Regions from separate parts of the Homo sapiens genome. Here region 1 is linked to region 2. Evidence: read pairs that join two places in POLR2A ChIA-PET (ENCODE). Cell type or tissue: OCI-LY7. All regions are shown on one strand. Each heading gives the region's core, and the rest is flanking DNA. Links, peaks and the distances in the headings are about the cores only.

Evidence for each region. ChIA-PET counts read pairs that join two places held together with the same protein. Peaks named below come from ENCODE experiments on the same cell type or tissue, not always from the same donor. Only the 100,000 strongest peaks of a DNase experiment are listed, where the experiment ranks them.
Region 1: POLR2A ChIA-PET joins it to region 2 with 10 read pairs; 3 of 35 experiments call an interaction of 5 or more read pairs at or near these places.

The regions. Positions count from the first base shown.
Region 1 is chr4:140,678,768-140,687,107 of GRCh38, forward strand. TBC1D9 (TBC1 domain family member 9) reads right to left here. Exons shown (of 21, transcript NM_015130.3): 3 at 7,577-7,695; 4 at 848-1,076; 5 at 175-436. Among named protein-coding and RNA genes, the nearest start is that of TBC1D9-AS1, 29 kb to the right of the region's middle. In OCI-LY7, for the core only: no CTCF peak of the experiment used is centred there; no DNase peak of the experiment used is centred there.
Region 2 is chr4:140,803,983-140,812,322 of GRCh38, forward strand. No RefSeq gene overlaps it. Among named protein-coding and RNA genes, the nearest start is that of TBC1D9, 52 kb to the left of the region's middle. In OCI-LY7, for the core only: a CTCF peak has its summit at 3,657; DNase peaks (open chromatin) are centred at 3,338, 3,719, 4,089 and 4,479; H3K4me3 peaks cover 2,666 bases; H3K27ac peaks cover 5,395 bases.

The sequences.
Region 1 (8,340 bases), core at 90-8,089, 130 kb before region 2:
TCTGTCTCACTTTCTGAACTGGTAGCACCTCAGCTAGTCTTTTTTAGTTTTGTATCTATACACAGAAGAGTGTTCAGAACCCTTGAAGATCGTCAGAGAAGGTTACACTGAATAAATGAATGAGTGAGTTTCTCATTTCTAAAGTCTGGAAGATACAAGGTCTCTATCACCCACCGTTTTAGAGCAGACACTTTTTTAGGAGATTTCCTTTTGAGTTTGGGCAGGGATCGATCTTGTTCAAATCCCTCATTGTCTAAGAGTTGCCTCATGGCTATGTTGGCAAGCTGCTCCATTAACTTGAAGGTCTCGTTGATGTTGAGGAATACAGAGAAGAAATGCTCACTGGACCGTGTGCTCACTTTGATCACATCAGGCAGAAGCAGGGTGGCATTCTTCTCAAGCTGAGTGATGTCTACCCACCGGATGACCAGTTTCGCTGAGCACAAGGAACAAGCCTGGGTCAACATCTGATTCCTGAAAACGCTTTCAAGATATTGCAGTCTCACAACCCCACTCCCCCATCCCACTGAACTCCTTTGAGTTTATAATACCATATTTGTTTTGCTTGTTCATTTTAAGAGGTAAATCTGGGCCATGTGAATTCTGAGGTCAGAATTATAGATTTAATCCATGTCTACTGAATTAATTACACCTTTAGTGAATCTTTATTACTTAGTGACCATTTTGAACTGAAAAATAATTAAATTCACTTCAGTAGTAAAAAAAAATTAGTATTGACTTAGTTATAACTATAGATTTATTTCTGATATTTTGATGTGGTTTATGAGTTCAGGGCAAACCTCAGTAGACTTTCCAAAGTTTCCTGCTGAAATTTTAGATGACTTACCTTCCCTTCCCATAAGAAAAGAATAAAAGCAAAGGTGGTTAATGCTGAGGTACATCCAACCCTGACGGGGGACCTTCCCCTTCCAATAGCTGCAAGAGTAATAGTTGACGAGTTTCTCTTCCTCTGGCATCCCAAACAGCCTATGAAATTTCACAATGGCTTCTTTAAACTTCTCCGTGTCATCATCTTCCTTTACATCATTGATTTTGTTGTATTCTGCAATGATGCCCTAATAAGGAATAAAACACAAAGCACACAACTGGTATTAATATGACTAGAGATGTACATATTCCAGAAGAAAAAATTTCTAAGGCTAGAATTAAAAAAAAAAATTGAGGAATGCCCTTCAATGGCAACCCCCAAATTCTAAGCCAATTATTGAGTAGTATTTGTGTACTAAAATATTTTCACATAATATAGATTTTATTATATTTTTATTGGTGCTAATTTTATTTTGTTAAGTTTACTAGGAATGAAGCCTATAGTTTTACTTTACAAATGAAGAGATACAAAGATTTTGCTAGTCCTAGTGTTTTTACTAAGCTTATTATGGTAGAATTGTCTCAAAAGTCAACTTCTGCCTTTCTCCAAGATTAATAAAAATTCATCATGAATGAGCCAGTGAGGAAAGAAAGACCAAACACATGTCACCAACTGACACTCAGCTCCACACTCACTGTCTCAGGGCCATGAATAACACTGGGGAGCCTACAGGGAAAAACGAGTAATCATCTGAGCAGAAAAGGGGTAGATATGAGAGCAAAAATTATATTAGATGCAGGATTTTTGGACAGTTAGACAGGAAATGAAACATCTGCATAGCAAGTGACCAGGTTAATCTACCATTCAATCATTATAATAACTTGAGAAGCCATTTCACTGTTACCCAGTTCCTCTGTAATTCCCTGAAAATTGGCTTCTACATATATCTCGATGGAAAATGCTCCCTTGAATTCCACCTTTGACTTTGTAATCCTCAAATCCCTCCCGCCTCATCTTCATTTTCTCTGATCTCAAGGTAGAACTGAAAATGCATGACCTTTAGAGCATGCAAGTCTTAGATTCGTGCTCCCACCGCATCACTGTATCTGTGTAGCCTTGGCCAACTTCTCAGATTCTCATTGACATGACTGAGCTCTCTGTAGCCCAAGGATAGAAAATTGCAACTGCCTCCTCATACCTAGAATTCCTGCTTTTTGGGCTCTTAAAGCTTCTAGTGCATCCTTGATGCTCCCTAAAAATTTGTCTTCCTAAAATGGATTTGACCACAAAATTCTTACCAAAATACTTAGTGGTTTCTAACCACCACCAGTATAAAGTCCAAAAATCTAGATCATGTACACTTTGTTTGTTTTAATGTTTTAATTTTTATTTTTATTGCAGACTGGCTGCTCCTTGTGAAGCAGGGTAACCCACAGGCAGTGTGCCCAGAGTAGCCTAGACCCATGTACATTTTTGGATCCAACCAATGCCGCAACTTTTTCTCACTGGACTACATCCTACCCAAATGTCCCGTTAGTAACTGTGCTCCAGCCAGCCTGAGGCACCCTTGGGGCCTGAACATGTCATTTCTGCACTTTCCCACCTTTTTGCCTATGGCCCTCCCATTCTACATGCCTGAAATCTGGAATCAGACTGTTCTGTTTCGTGAATCCTACCAAGTCTCAAAGTCTCTTGTGAGCCTTTTCTCAACTATCATTCTTTTCCCCCCACATGAAGTAATGTTGATTCTCTCTGCATTATGTATTGAAATCATTTCCTGAGTCTTATTTCCACTGCAGACCTTTCACCCTGTTGCCGGTAGTTGTGATGCTGCTGAGTGGATGGCAGGAGAAAGGGCTTCAGTCTTCTATAATCTCTGTCACTGTCCTATTCTAGTTAAAAGTAAGCATGTAGACAATAATCATAACAGCAAATGGTGGGCTTACGATGCAAGCACAGCCCCAAGACAAGTCTTTATCCTATTCTTCTAACAAAAGCATCCCAAAGTCCCTCTACACAGTCCAGGAATTACTATATAATAGCTTCTCAAATGGCATCCTGACAACACTCTCCACACTCCAATTTACTTCACATGGCCACTTTCTGAAACAGAGATCTGACTACAGTATTCCCACCTTATAATCTTCCACAGGCTCTCAGTGAAAGAGAAAAGAAATCTGCACTGAATCTTAACCCATAAAATCTGCTCTCAATCTTCCCAAGTCAACCTTTCCAGGTCCAGCATAAATACCACCTTCCCTGTGAAACCAGCCCAATTCCAAATGGGTTCTAAGCATTCTCACGTCTATGTTGTCTTAATTTACATGCTGGCAGAAAATAGCATGTTTATATGTCCTTCTACCACTAAATATGAATTCCAAAGATAAAAAGAATGTCTCGAACATTTTAATCACCAATATCTAGCACCTAAAAGATGTTCAATATTACTAAATGAATCCATGTTGTTGTTTTTCCAAATTAAAAGATATCTTAAGGGGCCATATCTTAGTCTTTATTGTATAATCCAGAGTTGCAGATTTCTAAATCTACAATTGTTTTGGAGTTAGCAATGCCTGAGAAATTAGGTACCAAGTTGCTAACTTCTGTTCCTCTGTCATACTGGAGGGCATTATGGATAGCAATAGAAGTAGCAATGTGCTTCCCTGGAAAAATATCTAACATAAGGATATTTTCCTCTATTTACCACTGATATCACTCTACCAAGAGAACAAAGACATTAAGCTCGATGAAGGCCAGGAGGGAGCTCAATTTTGGACCCAGGCTATTCTAGGGACAAGCAGGCGTTGGTAGTGTTACTTTAAGAACTTCAGACAACTGAAGGCAGCATGAGGGCATGGGACCCGTGGGTGGGAAGGAGAAGTCAATTCAGAAGGGAAAAGGGATGAAAAATGCCTTTCGCAGTTGGCAAATACACCTGTGGCCTATGTGACATTTCAAAGTTGTCAGTGCCTTTAGAGAAGGATCAAAAAATATCTATGAATGAAAGATTAAATAAATGAATGAGTAAATAAAAATAACTGAATGAGAACCTGCTAACAGAAAGCAGCAGCTGGGCCTCCAGGGAATCACCAAAGGCTAACAACTTAGAGAAGCCTGGAGACCCTCAAGTGGGCTAACATGCTATTCTCCTGGGTCACTGTAGTAGCGCTCTTACCTAAAGTCAAAATGAGGAGAATGTGAGAATGAGTGACATATAACAAACCATAAGCAGAAGTATGCTATCTAAAGATCTATTAAATACCACATTTCTAGAGTGCTCACTGAATTTATTTATTTATTTATTTTCGAGATGGAGTTTTGCTCTTGTTGCCCAGGCTGGAGTGCAATAGCTCGATCTTAGCTCACTGCAACCTCCATCTCCTGGGTTCAAGTGATTCTCCTGCCTCAGCTTCCCGAGTAGCTGGGATTACAGGCATGCACCACCACGCCTGGCTAATTTTTTTGTATTTTTGATTTCTGCATGTTGGTCAGGCTGGTCTCGAACTCCTGACCTCAGGTGATCTGCCTGCCTCAGCCTCCCAAAGTGCTGGGATTACAGGTGTGAGCCACCGCACCTGGCCTGCTCATTGAAATTTTAAAGAGAAAATGCTTTTATATATGAGAGTAAATACAGTCAAGAACCATCACTCAGAAACACTCTAGGGTCTAATATACTAGTATCAAGAGACAAGGCTTTGCCAGCTCATTTCAACAGTAAGGCTAATAGTCTCCATAAGGCTAAAATACCAACTTTCTCAACACTAAAAAAGGAAATAATCCAGAATGTAGAACCCTTTCTTAGTTGGCTATAATTTTTTAGCCAGGTAGACTAGATTATGGAATACAGGGATAGAATAGCTCCTTCCCAGGTTCTACAGGTTTTTCTACAGGTTTCGCATAATATAAAATAGGTCATTCCAGTTCTAGGCAACAGCTTCTCATGACTTTGGAAAATCCTATTATATCAGATGTTCAATATAAATTTAAATATGCAAAAGAATATTAACAGGTAATTTACAAAAAGGAGAAATTTAACTTAGCAAACATGAAAAAATATTCAACCCCATAATAACCAAAGACAAAACTAAAACATTAAGGCTTTAACTTCTACCTATTATATTTGAAAAATAATTTCAACAACCAAAATGCTGAAAGCAAGCAATGCTGTAATCACACAGAGATTCTAACTGACAATATCTACTAAGGTCTATTAAAAATACTTAAACTACTTAACCCATTCATCCAAATTTTGTAATCTATCCCAAAGGGGGAAAAACACAGCCTGTGGGTAAAGTTACACTGTTTGAACAAAAGTATTAACTGGATTTTTATTTGTACCTGCCATCCACTAGTCTAGAAGCTAAGGTGACTTCTAGAAAGACAGAAATGGTAAAGTCAATTATGGAATAATAACTAAAAATTATATAACAATATTGTAGATACTGGTCAAGAAAAAAAGACGAGAACAAAATTATATGTACATGAGACTTCTATTATGACAATATGCATATTAGAAGTGGGGAGGCCGGGCATGGTGTCTTAGGCCTGTACTTCCAGCACTTTGGGAAGCTGAGGTGGGTGGATTGCTTGAGCCTAGGAGTTCAAGACCAGTCTGGGCAATGTAGTGAGTCTCTGTCCCTAATTAAAAAAAAAAAAAAAGTTAAGAAAAGGGAGGTCTGGTAAGAAATACACAAAATGCTACATAAGGTGTTTGGATTATGGTTGCATCTGTAGTTAACTATTACATTTATGATTTATAAAAGTTAATTAGGTCTCAAAACAAATAACTTTGTTGGTTCCCTTGATTATTGGACAATATGTGAATGCTTAAACCATTCATCTGCACATGAATGACATTCTTTCACACATAACTGCATTAATAGCAAATCCCTCCTCATAATTGGTTTCAGGGGAATTAAATCTGACATTTTTGGTGTAATACAAACAAAAAGGAAAATGGCTGTTTGACATAATTGGTCTTTGTTTGTTTTACTTATTTCTCCTGGCTATTGTCACTTCTAAGCTTTAGCTTCTTCCTACAGCCCTTTTTTTCTTTTTTGAGACAGAGTGTCACTCTGTTGCCCAGGCTGGAGTGCAGTGGTGCAATCATGGCTCATTGCAGTCTTGACCTCCTGAGGCAGGAGAATTGCTTGAACCCAGGAGGCAGAGTTTGCAGTGAGCAGAGATCACACCACTGCACTCTAGCCTGGGCAACAAGAGTGAAACTCTGTCTCAATAAATAAATAAATAAAGGAGACTATGACAAGGACAAAGGAGGCAATTTGTAGGGGCTCCCTCTAAATCTGGGATAGTGTGAGCACCAAAATAATTAAGTCCAGTAATGAAACACAAACAACTGGAAAATACAGAATCCATGATTCCATGTTAATAATCGATAAATAATAAATAAATGGAGGGAAGACTCTTGCTTATAGTAGAATAATAGTTGCCAAATGGTAAATGTGGGAGAGGCCTGGAATTGGACAAGCATTATTTTATAAAATCACCATCTTGTAAACTGTCACAGTAAAGACTGGTTCAGATGAAAAATCATCAATGGATCAATCCTAAATCAAGACAGAAATTTTGACAAGGAGTGATACATTTGTGTGGCCTGAAAATGTTTTCTTACAGAAAACTGTTTATTATTTGCAAAGGCAAAATTAGTAACTCTACAATGGAGAAATTGGATATAACACCTTGGGCTCATAATGCCAATGAGGGGCAAATGAGTGTCATGTGCCTCAAGAAATAATATCTTGAGAAGGACACAGGATCACCTATGCAGTATTCCATCCAGGAATGCAACAACTGAATCGATTCATAATATCTGACGAAATGCAAAATGAAATCATTCTAGTAAAAAACCAGAATTGTATACTTTAAAAACCTCAATGTCATAGAAGACAAGGAAAGGCTATGGAAATGTTCCACGCTGAAGGAGACTAAAGACATGAAAACTAAATGCAATGTCTTCCTAGATAATTACCTGTACTGGAGTGGGGGTGGGGAAGGCTATAAAGGGCATTAAGTCGGCCAGTTAATGAAATTAATTAGAATATGTGTCAAATATTCTGGTATTAATGTTAAATTTACATATAATGTTAAATATTGCAGGTGATAAATGTAGTGTTGTTATTTAATAGAATATCCCGCATGTTCTCATTCACATGTGGGAGCTTAAAAACTTGGTCACATGGAGACAGAGTAGAATGATAGATTCCAGAGGTTCAGAAAGTTGTGAAGGTGGGACAGGGAACAAAGAGAGGCTGGTGAATGGTACAAACTTACAGTTAGAAGAAATAAGTTCTAATGTTCCATAGTGACTAGGTGACTATAGTTAACAACAATATATTGTCTATTTCAAAGTAGCTAGAAGAGAGGACTTGAAATGTTACCAACACATAGAAATAATAAATACTCCATATGATGACTACCCCACATACCTTGACTTGATCATTCCACATTCTGTGATGTAAAAAACACTCACATGTACCCCAGAAATATGTAAAATATCATGTTATCAATAAAAGAAAAAAAAGGAATAGCCCTATTCTTAGAAAATACACACTGAAGTATTCAGGAGAGGAGGCAAACACACATATGAGAAAGCAAATGCAGTAAAATGTTAACAGGTGAATTTGGGCAAAGGGTATACAGGTATGTTTTACTCAATTCTTATTTTTACAACATTTCTGTAAATTTGAAATTATTTCCAATTAAAATGTTTTTCTTTTATCCCACTACCTGTATTTTTCCTCTCACAAATGTGGTGATATCATTCTCATTTTCAAAGATGGAGAGTGTCTGCAAGAGATTTTGCTCAAGCCATTCCCAGTGTTCAGTGATTTCTTTCCTGGAACCACCTGTACAAATGAAAATAATAATTCATGTCAGATTTCATGCCAAAGATATTTTAAAAACCAGGCTCACTTTTTCATTATAGTCTATACCATCAAAGGAGACTATCGGACCAAGAGCTTTGCCTTTAAATGCTTTCTCTCCTCCAGAGGAGACACACACACAAGACATTTAAGGATGTGGAAACGCAAGAGTAATATTATAATCAAGTTGTGTTATAATCAAGTTTGATTAGGTGAGTGCAGAGGCTTTGAGGACACTGTTTCAGATCAGAAGGCAGCAATATTTCTCAAATTCACTTTTCTGGACTAGAGTTTAGCACATCCCTCCCCTTTCCTCCCTTCTAGAATTTGCACTTTACAGGGTAACATAGATCTTATGATACTAGGTTACAGTTGTTAAGTTGCAACAATATGAGAGCTTTGGTATGCCACTGGAGAACTGATGTAACCACCTCCTATAATGGGCAAAAAATTACTCTCACTCACTTCAATTATGAATGAGATGTGAAAATGGACTATCACTAGGGAATAGCAGCCTGGCTCTCATTAGCACAGTTGCCTTGAAATGTAATGGGATGAGGTCATCCTTGCAGCCTCAACCAAGTCAACACATTTTGGTCAATAATAAGAAGCATTTAAGATAACTCT
Region 2 (8,340 bases), core at 248-8,247:
TATTTAATAATTTCTGAGTCAGCCAGATCACCAATAATAAACTAAATAGGTAACAATGAAGCTAAACTAATGGGAATTGATAGCTAAAAGAACAAAGAGAGCCACAATAAAAAATATAACTATCTCAGGGCAACATTAATGACAAGAAGTGCTTCATGAAAACTTCAGGAATTCCAACCCACATGTGAGCAGGTGCATGGGCAATAGGAACTTTGATACATTAGCAAGCATTGCCTAGCACAGTCATCTGAGTAGAATATTGAATTACAGTCCTTAATAAACTCTAGAATATGCTAATTTTTCAGTACAACATCAATTTTTTTGTTGTTGTTTTTAGAGACGGATTCTTGCTCTGTCACCCAGGCTAGAGCGAAGTGGCATGATCTTGGCTCACTGCAACCTCCATCTCCTGGATTCAAGTAATTCTCCTGCCTCAGCCTCCCAAGTAGCTGGGATTACAGGCACCCGCTACCACACCCAGCTATTTTTTTTATTTTTTAGTAGAGACGGGGTTTCACCATGTTGGCCAGGCTGGTCTCAAATTCCTGACCTCGTGATCCGCCCCCCTCTGCCTCCCAAAGTGCTAGGATTATAGGCATGAGCCACTGTGCCTGACCAACAAACATCAAATTTTATTCTTAGAAACTTCCTGTAACTATGAAGTCTTTTTTTTTTTTTTGGAGACGAAGTCATGCTCTGTTGCCCAGGCTGGAGTGTAGTGGTGTGATCTCTCTCACTGCAGCCTCTGCCTCCTGGGTTCAAGTGATTCTCCTGTTTCAGCCTCCCTAGTAGCTGGGATTACAGGTGCATGCCACCATGCTTGGCTAATTTTTGTATTTTTAGTAGAGACGGGGTTTCACCATGTTGGCCAGGCTGGTCTTGAACTCCTGACCTCAAGTGATCCGCCTGCCTTGGCCTCCCAAAGTGCTGGGATTACAGGCGTGAACCACTGGCACCCACCTGTATTAAGTCTTGATAATAATGATGAAAACTCACATTTTGAGCCCTTAGTATGTGACAAGCACTGTGCTAAACACTTTAATACATTAATTTCTTAATCCTTGTACTAATAGAAATTATGAATCTGAAGTACAGAGAAGTTAAGTAACTTGCTCCAAGTTGCACAGATAAAAAATAGTGGAGCTGGGAGAGGAACCCAGGCAGCCCCTAAAGAATACATATGGAAGGCTATGGGATAGTTTGAGCCCACCTTCAAGAATCATTGTTTTAGATATTTATAGCACTGCTTTTTTCCAGAGTTGATATATAAAACTCTAGGCACTTTTTATAACCTTTACTGAAGCTACGGTGGACTTGGATTATAGTCATTGATTTCCTGCATTAAATTGTCAGCTCCAGGAGGTCAGAGAACCCATCTTGTTCTTTTGTTTTCCAAGGCCCTAGAAAAATGTCTAGCACAGAGTATTGGATCAATAGATGTATATATACTTTATTTAATTGTTTCACATAAAAATGCTTACCAACATATTTTATTTTTCTGCTGATCTCAACATTTATTATTCCAGTAAACATGTATCTAGCACAAGCCATGTGCCCACTTCAGACATGGGGATACAGCAGTGATAAACTTACACATGGTCCTACCCTCAGGGAGTTTGCAGTCTAATGGGGGAAACAGACACTAAAGGAGCCATTAAGATGATGAGATGATAAGAGAACTATGGATGCCATCCCAGCACACTGTAAAGGGGCTGATCCTAAAAAAAGGCCAGGGAAGGACTTGTGAGGAAGTGTTGAAGGTTGAAAGCTGGAAGATGAGTGGTAAATAGGTCAGATGAAAGGGAAAGGGGATATGTTGGAGAGAATATCTTAGATAGAGGAACAGTGCGTTGAAAGGTCAGGGATGGCCAGGTGTGATGGCCTCACACCTGTAATCCTAGCAGTCTGGGAGGCCAAGGTGGGATCGTTTGAGTCCGGGAGTTCAAGCCCAGCCTGGTCAACATGGTGAGATCCCATCCCTATTTTAAAAAAAAATTAAGAAAGGTGCAGGGATGAGAAGCACAAAGCATTTGTGGACCTACAAGAACTTTATTGGGTCCTTGAGCCTAGTGGACATAAGGGATAAAGGCCAGCCATAAGGCAAGAGAATTAGTCATGGGCCAGCTCTGGGAAGGCCTTGGTAGGAGTATGGAATTTCTCACAAGGTACTGGGAAATCGCTGTAGAATTTTAAACATAATTAATGTTTTGCTAAAATTTACGTCCAGAATGATTTCACTTGTGGGCAGTGCAGAGAATGGATTCACTTGTGACAGTGCAGAGTAGGAAGTAAAACAGAAGGTTGGGAAACCGGTTAGAAGGTTATTGCAATGGTCTTAGTGATAGAGGATAGCAATGGCCAGGATGGAGAGAAACTTGAGAAACAAACACCTAGCCAGCCAAGCAGAGCAACCAAGTTTCTAATGAAAGTGTTAGTCAGACCAGAATTTTCTCCAACTGCGTCATTAACCTCATCACTTGCGATCTTTAAGAGGAAAGAGTATATGCTCTGGTTATTGTTCTGATTCTAAATTTTGTCCCAAAGATCAAGAGTGCAGTACCATCTTCACAGTGAAGATGCACTGGACAGCAGTGTTTAAATGGTCAACTATGGTTGGGAGGGAGGGGGTTGAGGGACCAGAGGCTGAATATTGTAGTTTCAACCAGAGAGAGTCATACATCAAAATTGTCTGTAGAGCTTTTTAAAAATAACTATGCCCGGTCCCCATCCCAGATCTGTGGATTTACAGTCTCCAGAAATGGGGCTGGGGAGTGTGCACTTTATAAAGCTCCATAGAATATTTTGATACTCTATGATTTAGAACTTTGTGTGTAGGGCATGAAATACTGAGGGCTTGAGCAGGGCTTTTCAGAGAATACAAATGTGGGAATTAATAAGGAGGTATAATTTTCAGGACTTGGCAACCGACTGGATGTGACCCAGATGGCAAAGAGAGGTTCTACAGATAGCGGTATCTGTGATCGTCCACTAGACCATTTACAACCTGGGCAGAACTTTTGTGAAAACTGGATAAAGTCACCTCCCTAAGCATAGAGCTTGGCAAGCTGAGCCAGGTGCTGCCATCAGGCCATGGGTTCTATATGGCAGTCCTGGTTTCCCACCTGGAAACAGGAGGTCCAGGCAGCATAGGTGAGCTGGTTAGCAAAGACACTGGTAGATTAAGTTTGGGTCAAAGTGTGTTGGGTAAGCAGGAAAATATTCATCTATCCTCAGGTGTTAGAGCAGGTAAGTGGAAATCCTGTTTGTTGAAGACCAAGGATTGAGCTGGGAGATATTGGCGTAGTGGCAGAGCTGAAGATCTGCATTGTTTGATACAGTCAAAGGGAAGACTGCAGATAGAAAACAGAGTTCTCTGTTACTCGAGTGTAACTGGTGACAGTTAAATTAAATGTACTGGGAAGAAACAATCACTTAGAAAGTAACCAATGATACAACAAAATTCCCTCCATAAAACTTAAATGTTATTTTCCGGAAACTTTAGCCTAAAAAGTAGTAGGAAATTCCATGGTGGGGTAACAGGTTTTATGGGAAAAGTAGGACAGAAGAACCAACCTTGGCGGAACTTATGAATATTGTCACATTTTCTAAACTCAAACAGTGGAGGGCATACTAACTAAATAGACTGTTAGTAGCATTAAACCCAGCCTAAGTTAAAGGGTGCTGGACAGCTAATCGCCGTGTACCACCTCCTGGTTGTTAGACTCTACAGGATTTCTTCCCCCATTTAATCGAGATGGTTGCAAGTTCATTTTGCATTATTGCAGATAATGTTTATTTGCATTTTAAGATATGTTTACTTTATTCCTGTTCTACTCATGTGTCCAGTCTTCTCTGATTTGGAGTTGTTTTCTCCTGCTTCCTGGAGTAACTTGGATATTTGGAAAGGAACATCTGCACAACTGAGAAGATTTTTTTTTTTAAACTCGTTTATTTATGCAGAGGGTCATGAAAACTTCAGCCAAAGAAAGCAGAGCATTGCAAACTGTTAGTTCCTCTTAGAGGTTTCAGTTCTCTTCTCCCAGAAGATAACAGCTAATAATATAAACAACATTCTTTCAACATTTCCATCTGCTGAGTGTTGGGCTCAGAGTTTTACATATGTTGTGCTATTTACCCTTACAATAACATTGTAAAGCAGGTGATACTATCATCTCCATTTCAGAGATGGGGAAGTTGGCTCTTAGCCTAACAAATTTGGTCAAGGTCAAAGCAGTATCATTAGTCAGTGGTAGACATAAATTTGAACGCAGATTGGGCTAACCCTGAAGCCCTAAATCTTCTCTTTTAGAATTATGGTAAAAGACACATATGTTAAATCAAGTTTAGCCTAAAGCTGCCTCCTTACGTATTTTAAGTTCAGCCTAAAGGTTTTGCTGTACATTGTAAACTATAACAAGTGGAGGTGTAAACAGACCATAGCCTACAGTTGTGCCAATCACCAAGTTTTGGCCAATGAAATGTAGCCAACCGTTCGAACGGTGTTCGAATAAGGCAAATGCAGACCTGTAACCAATCCAGCTGTTTCCGAACCTCCCTTTCCTTATTCTGTCCATGAATCTTCCACCACGTGGCTGCCTGATTTGTGAATAGTTCATTGCTCAATTAAACTTCTTTAAATTTAATTCAGCTGAAGTTTTTGTCTTATCACATAGATTTACCATCTTAACCTTTTTTTTTTTTTTTTTTTTTTTTTGAGACAGAATCTTGCTCTGTCGCCCATGCTGGAGTGCAGTGGCATGATCTCGGCTCACTGCAAGCTCCGTCCCCCCGGGTTCATGCCATTCTCCTGCCTCAGCCTCCCGAGTAGTTGGAACTGCAGGTGCCCGCCGCCACGTCCGGCTAATTTTTTTTGTATTTTTTTAAGTAGAGACTGCATTTCACCATGTTGGCCAGGATGGTCTCTATCTCCTGACCTTGTGATCCGCCTGCCTCAGCCTCCCAAAGTGCTGGGATTACAGGCGTGAGCCACCATGCCCGGCCCCATCTTAACCTTTTTTAAGCGTACAGGTCAGTGGCATTACATACCTTCACATTGTTTTGCAAATATCACAACCATTCATCTGCAGAAGTTTTTAATCATCCCAGACTAAAACTCTGTACTCATTAAACAACTCTAAATTCCCGCCTCTTCCAGTCCCTGGTAACTACCTTTCTACTTTCTGTCTCCATAAACTTGACTATTCTAGGTGCCTCATATAAGTACAATCATACAATAGTTGTCCTTTGGTGTCTGGTTTATTTCACTTAGGTTCACTTAGTTTTAGCACTTATAAGGATTTCCTTCCTTTTTAAGGTTGAATACTATTCCATTGTATGTCTATTCTACATCATATTTTGTTTTGCCATTCATCTGCGGATTGGGTTGTTTACACTGTTCGGCTATTGTGAATAATGCTGCTATGAAGATGGGTGTACAGGCCGGGTGCGGGCACGGTGGCTCATGCCTGCAATCCCAGCACTATGGGAGGCCGAGGAGGGCGGATCACTTGAAGTCAGGAGTTTGAAACCAGCCTGGCCAAAATGACAAAAACCCTCTGTCTACTAAAAATACAAAACTTAGCTGGGCATGGTGGTACATGCCTGTAATCCCAGCTGCCTGGGAGGCTGAGGCAGGAGAATTGCTTAAGCCCAGGAGGTGGAGGTTGCAGTGAGCCAAGTCTGTACCACTGCACTGGAGCCTGGTCGACAGGGAAAGACTCCTTCTCAAAAAAAAAAAAAGGGTGTACAAATATCTGTTCGGGTGCCTGATTTCAATTTAAGGCCCTAAATATTAAGCACTGCTCCACAAAGCAGCAAGATCCAGCAAGGTCACAGCTCTGAGATGGAGGCTGACCAGCCTGCAGCTTCCTTTATGTAATCCAGTACGAACATAGCCTCACGGGAGAGGAAAGAAAGGAATACAGGAACTTCGTCTTCCTCCCCACAACTTCCTAGTTGAAAAACAGATTCTACTATTGTCGACCTGATTGTACTTGGAATCAGTTGCAGAAATCCTGAAACATAAGCCACAGCTCTATTTCTTCTCTTTCAGAGTTAAAAAAAAAATACACATTTTGCAACAGTATAGAAAATACCTATTTTTAAAAAATGCTCTGCGATATAACATGACAACTCTCTCTCTCTTCTTTCTTTTCTCTCTCTCTCTTCTCTCTCTTTCTCTCTCAGACAGGGCCTCGCTCTGTTGCCCAGGCTGGAGTGCAGTGGTGCGATTTCGACTCACTGTATTCTCTGCCTCCTGGGCTCAAATAGTCATCCCACCTCAGCCTCTCAAGTAGCTGGGACTACAGGCATGTACCAATACACCTGGCTAATTTTTGTACTTTTTGTAGAGACAGGGTTTGGCTATGTTGCCTAGCCTCATCTGGAACAGCAATCCACCTGCCTCAGCCTCCCAAAGTGCTGGGATTGCAGGCATGAGCCACTGCACCTGGCTGACAATGCCACTTCAACTACACCATCGTACCTACCTGGTCTCCCTGCCCATCTGTATTAGCTATTGTTCATACTGACTATGCATAGATTTGTATCACTTGAAAGGCACATTTCATCCTCTTTAGTCATTTTCTATTTGATGGATCAGGTGTGGTTTATGTCTTGGTAATTAATTAGGAAAATGTAAAAACAAAACTCTCCCTTCTGATTTTTTTTTTTTTTTTAGTAATTTTTCATGCTAAACATCTTTCACAGCCCTTGTCAGTTCTCTCAATCAATCTCTCTCTCTCCCCGCCTTTCCCTCTCTCCCTCTCCCCACCTTTCCCTCTCTCCCTCTCCCCACCTTTCCCTCTCTCCCTCTCTCTCTCTCTCCCTCTCCCTCTGTCTCTCTCTCCCTCTCTCTCCCTCACTCTCCCTCTCTCTCCCTCTCTCTCTCTCCCTCTCCCTCTCTCTCTCTCCCTCTCCCTCTCTCTCTCTCCCTCTCCCTCTCTCTCTCCCTCTCTCTCCCTCACTCTCCCTCTCTCTCCTTCTCTCTCCCTCTCTCTCTCTCTCTCTCTCCCTCTCTCTCCCTCTCTCTCCCTCTCTCTCCCTCACTCTCCCCCTCTCTCTCCCTCTCCCTCTCTCTCTCTCTCTCTCCCTCTCTCTCCCTCACTCTCCCCCTCTCTCTCCCTCTCTCTCCCTCTCTCTCTCCCTCTCTCTCCCTCTCTCCTTCCCTCCTTCCCTCCCATTCAATAGAATGTGGATGAGGCACACTCACATCGTGAAGGGTAACCTGCTTTATTCAAAGTCCACAGACTTAAATCTTAATCTCATCCCAAAAAGCATACTTTCATAGAAACATCTAGAAAAATGAGCAAATATCTGGGCACTGTGTCCCAGTGAAGCTGACACATAGAATTAACCCTCACAGTGTGGGAAAGGCAAGAGAAGTATATTTTATTTTAAACAGGGGAGCTTCGCTACCTGCTAGACTAACAAACAGAGGTTTTAGTGGATGAGCCGTTTAGAAATATCTTATAATTAGAGTAGAAAACAAATAAACTAAGCTCTCTACATGGGAAAGGTCAAAAAGCAGAGGCGTCACCCAGGTCCTGGCTGTGGATTTTCACAGGGTGGTGAGCAGATGGGAGCCTCCCAGTGAGAGCAGAAGGCACCTCTCCCTGGAGGCCAAGGCTCCCGAAGCTGCTGAGGGAGATTAAAAGCCTCCCTGCATGGGACAGTTTCCAGCTCCCACACCCAGCTGGTGGGCTCCTCTTTGCACTGGCTGCCACAGCCAGCAGGTTCCTATGCCCCCTCCCCAGGGCATTCAACTAGAGAAGCAGGCTTGGGGCTGACAGTGGGCTCACACCCCCTGGAGCCCCAGCAATGCCCCACTTCACTTTGCAGAGACCGTGCATCCTGGGCTGTCCTCCTCCACTCCCTGCAGATGCACTTGTTATTTTTCTCATCCTGGAGGATACCTCTATAGTTCTTCAAGGCCCTGTTCAACTGCCATCTCCACAGCGAGGTTGGTGCTGAATCCTCTAGCTGACATTTATTTCTCCTCCATGACATTGTCGCAGCAATTACTCTGAGCTCTGAACTTACACCTTCTTCAACAGATGTCATCTACCTATCTGCGTGACTGTCTTAGTCAACTTGGGCTGCCATACCAAAGTCCTACAGACTGGGTGGCTTCAACCACAAACATTGATTTCCTCACAGTTCTGGAGGCTGGAAGGCCAAGATCAAGGTGTGAGCAGAGCTGGTTTTTTCCGAAACCTCTTTCTTTGACGTGTAGATGTCTTCTCCCTGTGTCTTCACATGGTCTTTCCTCTGCACATGCAAATTTGGTGTCCAAATTTCCCCTCTTTATAAGGACACCAGTCATATTGAATTTAGGCCAAC